Regions from separate parts of the Homo sapiens genome. Here region 1 is linked to region 2. The links are chromatin loops, found by intact Hi-C in ENCODE. Cell type or tissue: heart right ventricle. All regions are shown on one strand. Links, peaks and the distances in the headings refer to the core of each region. The heading gives the core; the rest is flanking DNA.

Region 1 (5,375 bases), core at 289-5,288, 250 kb before region 2:
GCTCCAGCAGCTGAGTCCTGCTGATTGGGATCTGCCGGAAGAGATGCGAGGAAGAGAGAGGCAGAGAGGTGGGGGGAGAGGGCGGGAGCACAGAGGGAGAGTGGGAGATGAGAGCTGCGCTTCCTTCCAGGGACACAGCTGCTGAGGAGTCCTCGCCCCCACCCCCATGGCCCATCATCCATTCACGGAGTTTATGGCACTTGGGCTCACGTTGCCTGAGCTCCTGCTGGGTGCTAAGAGGGGACCCAGGATCTAGAGTCTCTCCAGGTCACCCACCACCCATGATCACAGCAGTTTGCCCCAAACCCAAGGCTTCATGGCCTCAAAATGGGAGCATTTGCCTTCCTCTCTTCTTACTCCAGGCCCTCCTCAACCTTGACCCCCAGGTGGATTTTCCCCCTAAAGCTGAGGTCTTTTGTAAGCCCCCTGGAAAACTCCACCAAGTTCTAAAGGAGGGTCAAGAAGAAAGACACATGTTCCCTCTCTCACGGAGCTTCCAGGGGGCAAAATTAAAGCTCCATGGAGAGGAAATGGTGCTGGAGCCTGGGCTAGGTACCTCACAGCAACCATGGGAAGCAAATAGGATTCATCTCCATTTCACAGAAGAGAAAACTGAGGCTCTGAGAGAGAGAGAGAGAGACAGAAAGAGTTTAACCAGCTCAAGGCTCATCTGGCCCCAGAGCCCAGCTGATTTCCAGTCCCCTGTCAGCACATGTAGAGTCTCTCAGACTTGGCAAAATCAGCCACTTGCTACTTACTAGCAGAACTGTAGAATCTCAGGCCCCACCTTAGCCTACTGATTCAGGATAGACATGTTCACAGGATTAATCAGGTGATGCGTATTGGAGTTAAAATTTGAGAAGCACTGATTTAAAACCAAAGAATCACCTGGAGACTTTAGGAAAACACAGATTCCTAGACCCATCACTTGAGATTCTGGTTCAGAATTCTCAGGTGGGGCCTGAGAATTTGCATTCCTAACAAGTTCCCAGGTGATGCTATGATACTGATGATGCGGACCTCACGATGAAACCACTATTCCTCCCGCCTGGGCAACATGGCAGAATCCCATCTCTACTAAAAATACAAAAATTCGCTGGGTGTGGTGGCATAAGGCTGTGGTCCCAGCTACTCAGGAGGCTGAAGTGGAAGGATCACCTGAGCCTGGAGAGGCCGAGGCTGCAGGGAGCCATGATTGCACCACTGCACTCCAGCCTGGGCAACAGAGTGAGACCATGTCTCAAGAAAAAAAAAAAAGAAAGAAACCACTGCTCTAGGCTAAATCCCAGCCAGAGTTGGAGCCACCCAGCTAAACTGGCCTGTTTTCCCTCATTTCCTTCCCCGAAGGTATGCCTGTGTCAAGATGAGGTCACGGACGATTACATCGGAGACAACACCACAGTGGACTACACTTTGTTCGAGTCTTTGTGCTCCAAGAAGGACGTGCGGAACTTTAAAGCCTGGTTCCTCCCTATCATGTACTCCATCATTTGTTTCGTGGGCCTACTGGGCAATGGGCTGGTCGTGTTGACCTATATCTATTTCAAGAGGCTCAAGACCATGACCGATACCTACCTGCTCAACCTGGCGGTGGCAGACATCCTCTTCCTCCTGACCCTTCCCTTCTGGGCCTACAGCGCGGCCAAGTCCTGGGTCTTCGGTGTCCACTTTTGCAAGCTCATCTTTGCCATCTACAAGATGAGCTTCTTCAGTGGCATGCTCCTACTTCTTTGCATCAGCATTGACCGCTACGTGGCCATCGTCCAGGCTGTCTCAGCTCACCGCCACCGTGCCCGCGTCCTTCTCATCAGCAAGCTGTCCTGTGTGGGCATCTGGATACTAGCCACAGTGCTCTCCATCCCAGAGCTCCTGTACAGTGACCTCCAGAGGAGCAGCAGTGAGCAAGCGATGCGATGCTCTCTCATCACAGAGCATGTGGAGGCCTTTATCACCATCCAGGTGGCCCAGATGGTGATCGGCTTTCTGGTCCCCCTGCTGGCCATGAGCTTCTGTTACCTTGTCATCATCCGCACCCTGCTCCAGGCACGCAACTTTGAGCGCAACAAGGCCATCAAGGTGATCATCGCTGTGGTCGTGGTCTTCATAGTCTTCCAGCTGCCCTACAATGGGGTGGTCCTGGCCCAGACGGTGGCCAACTTCAACATCACCAGTAGCACCTGTGAGCTCAGTAAGCAACTCAACATCGCCTACGACGTCACCTACAGCCTGGCCTGCGTCCGCTGCTGCGTCAACCCTTTCTTGTACGCCTTCATCGGCGTCAAGTTCCGCAACGATCTCTTCAAGCTCTTCAAGGACCTGGGCTGCCTCAGCCAGGAGCAGCTCCGGCAGTGGTCTTCCTGTCGGCACATCCGGCGCTCCTCCATGAGTGTGGAGGCCGAGACCACCACCACCTTCTCCCCATAGGCGACTCTTCTGCCTGGACTAGAGGGACCTCTCCCAGGGTCCCTGGGGTGGGGATAGGGAGCAGATGCAATGACTCAGGACATCCCCCCGCCAAAAGCTGCTCAGGGAAAAGCAGCTCTCCCCTCAGAGTGCAAGCCCCTGCTCCAGAAGATAGCTTCACCCCAATCCCAGCTACCTCAACCAATGCCAAAAAAAGACAGGGCTGATAAGCTAACACCAGACAGACAACACTGGGAAACAGAGGCTATTGTCCCCTAAACCAAAAACTGAAAGTGAAAGTCCAGAAACTGTTCCCACCTGCTGGAGTGAAGGGGCCAAGGAGGGTGAGTGCAAGGGGCGTGGGAGTGGCCTGAAGAGTCCTCTGAATGAACCTTCTGGCCTCCCACAGACTCAAATGCTCAGACCAGCTCTTCCGAAAACCAGGCCTTATCTCCAAGACCAGAGATAGTGGGGAGACTTCTTGGCTTGGTGAGGAAAAGCGGACATCAGCTGGTCAAACAAACTCTCTGAACCCCTCCCTCCATCGTTTTCTTCACTGTCCTCCAAGCCAGCGGGAATGGCAGCTGCCACGCCGCCCTAAAAGCACACTCATCCCCTCACTTGCCGCGTCGCCCTCCCAGGCTCTCAACAGGGGAGAGTGTGGTGTTTCCTGCAGGCCAGGCCAGCTGCCTCCGCGTGATCAAAGCCACACTCTGGGCTCCAGAGTGGGGATGACATGCACTCAGCTCTTGGCTCCACTGGGATGGGAGGAGAGGACAAGGGAAATGTCAGGGGCGGGGAGGGTGACAGTGGCCGCCCAAGGCCCACGAGCTTGTTCTTTGTTCTTTGTCACAGGGACTGAAAACCTCTCCTCATGTTCTGCTTTCGATTCGTTAAGAGAGCAACATTTTACCCACACACAGATAAAGTTTTCCCTTGAGGAAACAACAGCTTTAAAAGAAAAAGAAAAAAAAAGTCTTTGGTAAATGGCAAATGAGCGTGTCTTTGTTTTGCAATCCCCCACACCCCACCTGACCGTCCCCTCTCCCCTCCTCCCTGCCCTCTCCCAGGCCTCGTTTCTTAGAGACGCTCAGAACCACAAAGTTGCTCAGGAATGCTCTGAGCCCGTCTGGTGACACAGGACCAAGAGGCTGAAAGGTAGAAGGAAGATGAGGACAGGAGGTCCATCTTGCAAATACCCTTCCAGAGTTCAAGGGATAGGCCCCAAGCCTGCACAGTCAGCACTGAACCGGACATGCTGATCCTACTGCAGCTTTGGGAAGGCCAACTTTTCCGGGTAACCTCGATACCTGGGGACTCTGCATTTAGCAGCTCTTGCACAGTAGCCTGCTCACCTGTCCCAGCTCAGACCAGAACTAGAGCCCTTAACCTTTTGTCAGCCCCTTAGACTCTGAAAGCTGGGGTTTGGAGGGAGGGCCTTTCTGTGGGCTTGGAGACCACAGCATACTGGACTAGGGGTCAGGGATGAGACCCTTTGCTGGCATGAGAGCTGGAACCACCCATGATCCTCTCTGCTAGCCACTGTAGCAGCAGTGGCCTCCGTGGTGTATGTCATAGTCCCTTCCTGCTGGTACAACAAAATGCCACCGATGGAGTAATTTACAAACCATAGAAATGTATTTCTCACAGTTTTAGAGGATTGGAAGTCCAAGATCAAGACGCCAACAGATTCAGTGTCTGGTGTGGACTCTCTCTGCTTCCGAGATGGGGCCTTGCCATGCCCTCTGGAGGGGACAAACACTGTGTCCTCATGTGGTAGAAGAGTGGAAGATCACAATGAGCCTAACTAGTTCCCTCCTGCTCTTTTATTGCTATAAGGGCATTAATCCCGTTCACAAGGGTGGAGCCTTCATGACCTAATCAACTCCCAAAGGCCCCCCCCAACTTCTCATACCATTGCCTTGGGGTTTATGTTCCAACCATATGAATGTCGGAAAGATACATACATTCAAACCATAGTGTGGATACTGACTGTGGAGGAGCAGGGAGAGAGGGACAGACAAAGGCCCCCACACAGGCCAGGTGTCCGTGTCATTTCGTGCCTTGGTGCCACCCAGAGCCGTGACTTCTGCAAGCCAGAGAGCAGGTCAGTCCAACCTACAATGCGTCAAGAGGGGTCTGAAGGACCCAGAGCTGCAATAGCTCTGGGCCGTGGGGAGCTAGAGGGAGGGCTGAGGCACTCACGCAATAGGTGATTCCATCCATTTCCCCAAGTGGAAAGAGCCTCGTTGAAAATGGAGCTGCCTGGTAATGACACCCATTCGCTCATCTCGCAAGCACGTGACATTACCCTCCTCCGAGAGATGCACTGGGCTGGAAGGTTTTTAACAAGATTTGTCAGCTGGTCTCCAAGCCGGGAATTGGCGCCCTGAGAGGAATGAGCCTGGCACGGATGCAGTCAGCGTGGAGCGGCGTTTGCAGCAATGGCATTAAATATTAAAAGGCACAGCTGCGACTGTGTGCGTGAGCGTGTGGCCAGGGGGCAATGCCAGTGTGCGTGTGTGTCCCCGAGGGGAACCTGCCGGAGCGCATGTGCGTGTGGAGCCCGCTGGTGTGGACATCCTAATGAGGTTACAGATGGGAAAACAACCCTCGGTTCCTGAAGGGGAAGAATGTAACAGAGCAGTCATGCAAAAGGCAGCCAGGCCAGCCGCACAAATGCGCCCCCTCAGCTGCAGATACATTTTTCTAGAATAACTGGACATCTCCAAATATTTACAGAGAAAACAAAACCCCCAGCAATGTCAATTCCCTCGAACTGCTGTGTCTCAGAAGTTCTGACCTCGGTTCAGTGCTGGCCTGATCCCTGCTCCCTTGCCCGAGGCTCTCATGTGCCCATCTTGAGCTTGGGGTGACCCCTGGGAAGAAGGAAAAGGCCCCCTGGGAGGCCCACCCAGGGCTTCTCTCTTCTTTTCTTACCTGCTTCATACATCTGAACCCTCTTCCCAGGT
Region 2 (5,375 bases), core at 98-5,097:
TAGACCTCACACATTTTTTTTTTTTTTTTGAGACAGAGTCTCACTCTGTCACCCAGGCTGGAGTACAGTGGCATGATCTCATCTCACTGCAACCTCCACCTCCCAGGCTCAAGCAATTCTCCTGTCTCAGCCTCCCAAGTAGCTGTGATTATAGGTGTGTACCATGGCACCCAGTGAATTTTTGTACTTTTAGTAGAGACAGGGTTTCGCCATGTTGGCCAGACTGGTCTTGCACTCCTGACCCTTAAGTGATCAGCCCGCCTTGGCCCCACAAAGTGCTGGGATTACAGGCATGAGCCATCACACCCAGCATTTTTTTTTTTCCTTTTTGAGACAGTCTCATTCTGCTGCCCAAGCTGGAGTGCAATGGCACGATCTCGGCTCACTGCAACCTCTGCCTCCCAGGTTGAAGCGATTCTCCTGCCTCAGCCTCCCAGTAGCTGGAATTACAGGAACACACCACAATGCCTGGCTAATTTATTTTAGTAGAGACAGGGTTTCGCCATGTTGGCCAGACTGGTCTCAAACTCCTGACCTCAGGTGATCCGCCCGCCTCGGCCTCCCAAAGTGCTGGATTACAGGCGTGAGCCACCACCCCCAGCCTGGACCTCACACATTCTTGCAGAGTTAGCTAGCCACAGGCAAGTCTCCATTGAGCCAGAAACATCTGTGGCAGCTCTGGGGTTGAAACACACAATTTATTTTGTCTATGCTCTTTCCATGGCAACACCCAACACTCTATGGAAGCTTAATCAGCTTCCTTGGGGTGGGGGAGAGAGATAAACCAGGATATAGACACACACTCCATCACCTTCAAAAGGAAGAATGTAGGTCAGCATCTTTGCCACTACTCTAAGTGAAGCAGCCTATGATCCTGGCAAAAACTGCTAACCACAAGCCCATCCCATCCCATCCCACTAAAACTCCTACCACCTTCCTGAAGCTCTCAGCTTCAGGGAGAAAAGCCAGCAAGGAAAGGGCTTTCTTCCTCAGCAGTCTGAATTACACTTAAGACTTTACTGACAAACATATATCAGCTTTTGCTCCCACAAGGGCAGCAGAAGCCAAGCAGGGACACTAAGTCTGCTTCATGCATCATTGACAGAACCAACCCTGTTCCAACTGCTAAAGTCTTAAGAGCAGCAATGACCTAGAAATTGACAGTGAGGGGAGAAGAAAAGGAAACTAACAAATCAGTAGACAGAAAACTCTATTTCCAAAACCAGGGGAAAGGGAAAGATAGAGGGGAAAGAAATTTGGCCCCTTTGAATCTACCAATGTGATTTTGGCTGGAAGCCAGGGAGGATACATAGCAGCCCCACTGCGAGTCAAGCCATGTTCCTGACTCAAGCCCTACAGTTAAGAGGAAGGCGCCAAGCCTCAAACACAATGAGGTGGGGAGGCTGCTCCTTATTGGGCAGGATCCTACTGTGGACACAGAACAGACAGCAGCTGCCCACAGTGTGGAAACAAACTGTAAAGCAGTCACGTCTCTTAAGGCTGCAGCATCCAATAAAATGTAATTTAAATCAAGCTTCGCATCTGTTCTCAATCCCATTCAGTCTCTGCTTTCCATCAGCCTTCGGACAATCTTTGCAATTATGCATGTTAACCCTTATAGTCCCAGACACTTTCCAACCTTCTAGGTATAGAACTGTGTTTCCATGTTCAAACTACCTTCAGAGGGAACGAATACTCTAGTAAAGGAGTGTGAGAACAACATTCAGACTCATGCCTACAGACTATCATGTGCTACACACACCAGTGGGTAGTGTTCATTTCAGAGGGCTCTCTCTGCTTTCCTTGCCTCTATCCCATACCACCTGTTGTAGCTCAGATCACATTACACGGATACAGTGGTCAGGATGAATGAAACAGTGGCCAACAGATCACTTGTACACATATCAAGTTCCAAATGGAAGGCCATGTCAGAAAGGTAGAGGCGGCAGCAGGAGAGCTCAGGGAAAAGCAGACTTGGTCACTGGCTCTCAGATCATTCGTATCACACATGGTTTACATTTCAAGCATTTGCTTCAGTTATGAAAGGACAGCAATCTCCCAAACAAATCAAACTAGAACTTCCCCCTTTCCCTCAAAACTACCTCAGCCTCAAGCATCCCCTTTCAAAGTAGTCAATGTTATAAGGGTGCCCTCTGGTGTCTCAGTCACAAATTGCCATTTAATGCCACCAAACCAAACCCAGAAGGCTCTTGATTAACCAACCATATGGACTAATTTATCTAATAAGACTGGAAAAATGTGTTTAGATGAAAACCCAACCCCAAAGTAGTCATCTTGAAACAAGTGGCTTCATCTAAGGGCAGCAAAGACTGTGGGACAGCCTAGGAAGGAATTTTCACATTGACTTCTGAAAGCTTGAGCTCTCTTGAAATCTGATTGCTTAAAAAGACAAAGAATGCAACTTGAAAATAAATATATTCACAATCTGTAGAGTTATAGTCTCCTTATGACCCCAACGCCCTTGGGAGTGCCCAAGAAACTCAACGAGTCTAAAATGCCACAATGTTGTAGTATCTGCACCATGAACATAGTATACTATACAAAGAAATAAATTCTTTAACCAGTGTCCTCCAAATCTCCATGTGGACTTGCTTGCATTTTTCTGGATCATTTTCATTCTTCTTACCCTAAACTTAAAGTTCTTAACAAAATACCTTAATGGCTGAGCATGGTGGCTCACGCCTATAATCCCAGCACTTAGGGAGGCCAAGGTGGGCAGATCACTTGAGGGTCAGGAGTTCAAGACCAGCCTGGCCAACATGGTAAAACCCTGTCTCTACTAAAAATTAAAAAATTAGCTGGGCGCGGTGGTGGGCACCTGTAATCCCAGCTACTCGGGAGGCTGAGGCAAGAGAATCACTTCAACCTGGGAAGCGGGTGCTGTAGTGAGCAGAGAACGCGCCATTGCACTCCAGCCTGGGCAACAGGGTGAGACGCGCCTCAAAAACAACAACAACAAAAAAAACAAACAAAAAAATACCCACTCATGTTTGAGCAAACGAAGAGGTAAATATACACACATTCCTCTACACAGATCTGTACACTTGCAAGCACATTGGCTAGAGATACACAAGTGGTAGAAGTAGTGAATGTAATTAAAAAGGGTCTACCTGGTCACTTTTATGGGTAAAAATAGTAAGACCCAAAGATATTATTCTGTGCTAATATTAAAGAATCTATAGATTAAAATTCATTGGCTTCAAGTAAAAAAGGTCATATTTGTTTTCAGGCCCGAATGTGTAAAGCACTAAAATGAAGACTGTAGCTCTCTAAATGCCAGCTGAATACTTTCGGGTGGGGTGTAAGAGAAGAATTTAAGGCAATCCAGTAGCTAAGATATTTCCAATTAAAGCTTTATCTTTCAGAGCATGTTCTATTTCTTTCTCTTCAATCTTGAAAAACACCTGGAAAGAAGAGAAAAGGATTTTTCACACTGGGGAACTCACAAAAGCAAAGTTGTCAGTATACAAACTTCTACCATATTAAACTTTTTCTCACAAAAGGCAAGCAAGTTAAACACTTTTTTTTCCAATGGCTTGAAAAAATATTCATATCACACTCCCATCTTTACACACCTTAAACCTTACCTAACAAAAAACGACTTGTTTAACTAACTGTGGTCATCTTGTTTAACAATAAACCTTTACTTTAGCATCACTCTACAAAATAGGACAATTAAAAACACTGTCACAAAAAAGCAGTTGTACCTTTGTCAAACGGGTTTCCTTGTTTCTCTTTAATCCTAAAATGCCCCTGGCTTCCAAGAGCCCTGAAAGTGACAAACACTCTGACTGGTCCACAGCCGCCACCTGCTGTTTGCGACAGACTTTACTGTAGGCTTCATATAACTGGTAGGAAACAAGGGAGAACAAACGCTGCTTAAAAGTCACATTGCTTATAGCCTTTAATCATTTAAGAAACCTGAGTCTGGGTTTGCAAAAACTTATCTGAATACCCTATTTCTTCCTCTTTTCAATAAAATCTTTGAACAGGCTTCTGTAGATATTCCCGAAAACCTATACAGTAATGTAGGAAAGGGGCTTTATATATTTCCTAGAGAGATGCAGAAATGAAGGGGAGGATAGGGAAAGGATTAATGATAAACTCTCAACCACAATCCAAGGGAAATAGGTGCCTTTTATATAGTACCAGTATTAATTCTTACTGTTAAAATCCATTTTAAATTTATTATCAGCTGAAGTATCATAGGCCTTTTGGAAAATACCTGCTCTGCAAAGCAGATTCTGATCTCTACCTCCGTTCCATCTGCTCCATCCCAACTTACCTTCCCCAGAGTGACCTCTTTGATTTTCAACTGCCTGATCAAGAGCATCAAAGAGCAAACCAAGATCTTCTGCTGAAGAGGGAAGGAATCTTGTGCTCCTTCTTGGCTCAAGGTCATCCTGTTACCATCAACTTCTGAGATGACTTGGGATATGTGAATAAGACCAACCCTCTTGGGAATCAGAGGCTCAGAAGGTGATTTACCTATAAAGTAAATAAGCCAAGCTTAATTCGATTTCTAAAATACTGTGTGTGTGTATGTATGATGAGACAGATGATACTAAGTTTGAGCTAAAGGAAATTCAAGTATAGTCACATGGTGGCAAAGCAGAGGTTTTAAATCTCTAACCAGAGGCCAAAGGATGAGAGATAATGCTATTCTCTTAAGGATGTCAAAATAATGTGGGATGACTTGAAAAGTAGGGTTACCCTTTCTCTGGGCCAAATAGTGAGCTGTTTTGTCCTATGGAATGTAATTTAATGTCAGAGGAACAAAACCCACCTCATGAAAGGACCAGAGAACTACTGTATTTTTTTTTGGGACAGGATCTCTGTCACTCAGGCTGGAGTACAGTGGCACTATCATGGCTCACTGCAGCCTTGGCTTCCTGGGTTCAAGTGATCCTCCTGCCTCAGCCTCCTGTGTAGCTAGGATTACAGGTACGTGCCACCATGCCAGGCTAGTTCCTAGTATCTCAGAGGTATAGAATAACAGAACCTTGAAGCAAAGATGGTGACTGTGCTTGGTAATTAAGAAAGGAAAAAAAAGGCCAGGTGCAGTGGCTCACGCCTGTAATCCCAGCACTTTGGGAGATCAAGGCGGGCAGATCACCTGAGGTCAGGAGTTGGAGACCAGCCTGCCCAACACGGCGAAACTCCATCTCTACTAAAAATACAAAAAATTAGCTGGATGTGGTGGCAGGCGCCTGTAATCCCAGCTACTTGGGAGGTTGAGGCAGAAGAATCACTTGAACCCGGGAGGCAGAGGTGCAGTGAGCCAAGATTGTGCCACTGCACTCCAGCCTGGACGACAAGAGTGAAACTCCATATAAAAAAAAAAGAAAGGGAAA

The links. Peaks named below come from ENCODE experiments on the same cell type or tissue, not always from the same donor. Only the 100,000 strongest peaks of a DNase experiment are listed, where the experiment ranks them.
Region 1: a loop joins it to region 2, with 4 times the contacts of the local background. A loop is called at or near these places in 20 of 110 quality-filtered maps.

Annotation. Positions count from the first base shown.
Region 1 is chr17:40,551,791-40,557,165 of GRCh38, reverse strand. It overlaps CCR7 (C-C motif chemokine receptor 7), which reads left to right. Exons shown (of 3, transcript NM_001838.4): 3 at 1,348-3,397. The coding sequence ends at 2,424. Among named protein-coding and RNA genes, the nearest start is that of CCR7, 11 kb to the left of the region's middle. RefSeq lists enhancers at 3,293-3,412, 3,503-3,562. In heart right ventricle, for the core only: no CTCF peak of the experiment used is centred there; DNase peaks (open chromatin) are centred at 3,125, 3,635, 4,815, 5,135 and 1 weaker place; H3K4me3 peaks cover 1,013 bases; H3K27ac peaks cover 5,000 bases.
Region 2 is chr17:40,299,962-40,305,336 of GRCh38, reverse strand. CDC6 (cell division cycle 6) reads right to left here. Exons shown (of 12, transcript NM_001254.4): 10 at 4,307-4,509; 11 at 3,729-3,869; 12 at 680-3,425. The coding sequence ends at 3,336. Among named protein-coding and RNA genes, the nearest start is that of RARA, 6.5 kb to the left of the region's middle. In heart right ventricle, for the core only: CTCF peaks have their summits at 2,151 (motif pointing left) and 3,844 (motif pointing left); a DNase peak (open chromatin) is centred at 2,154; H3K27ac peaks cover 2,719 bases.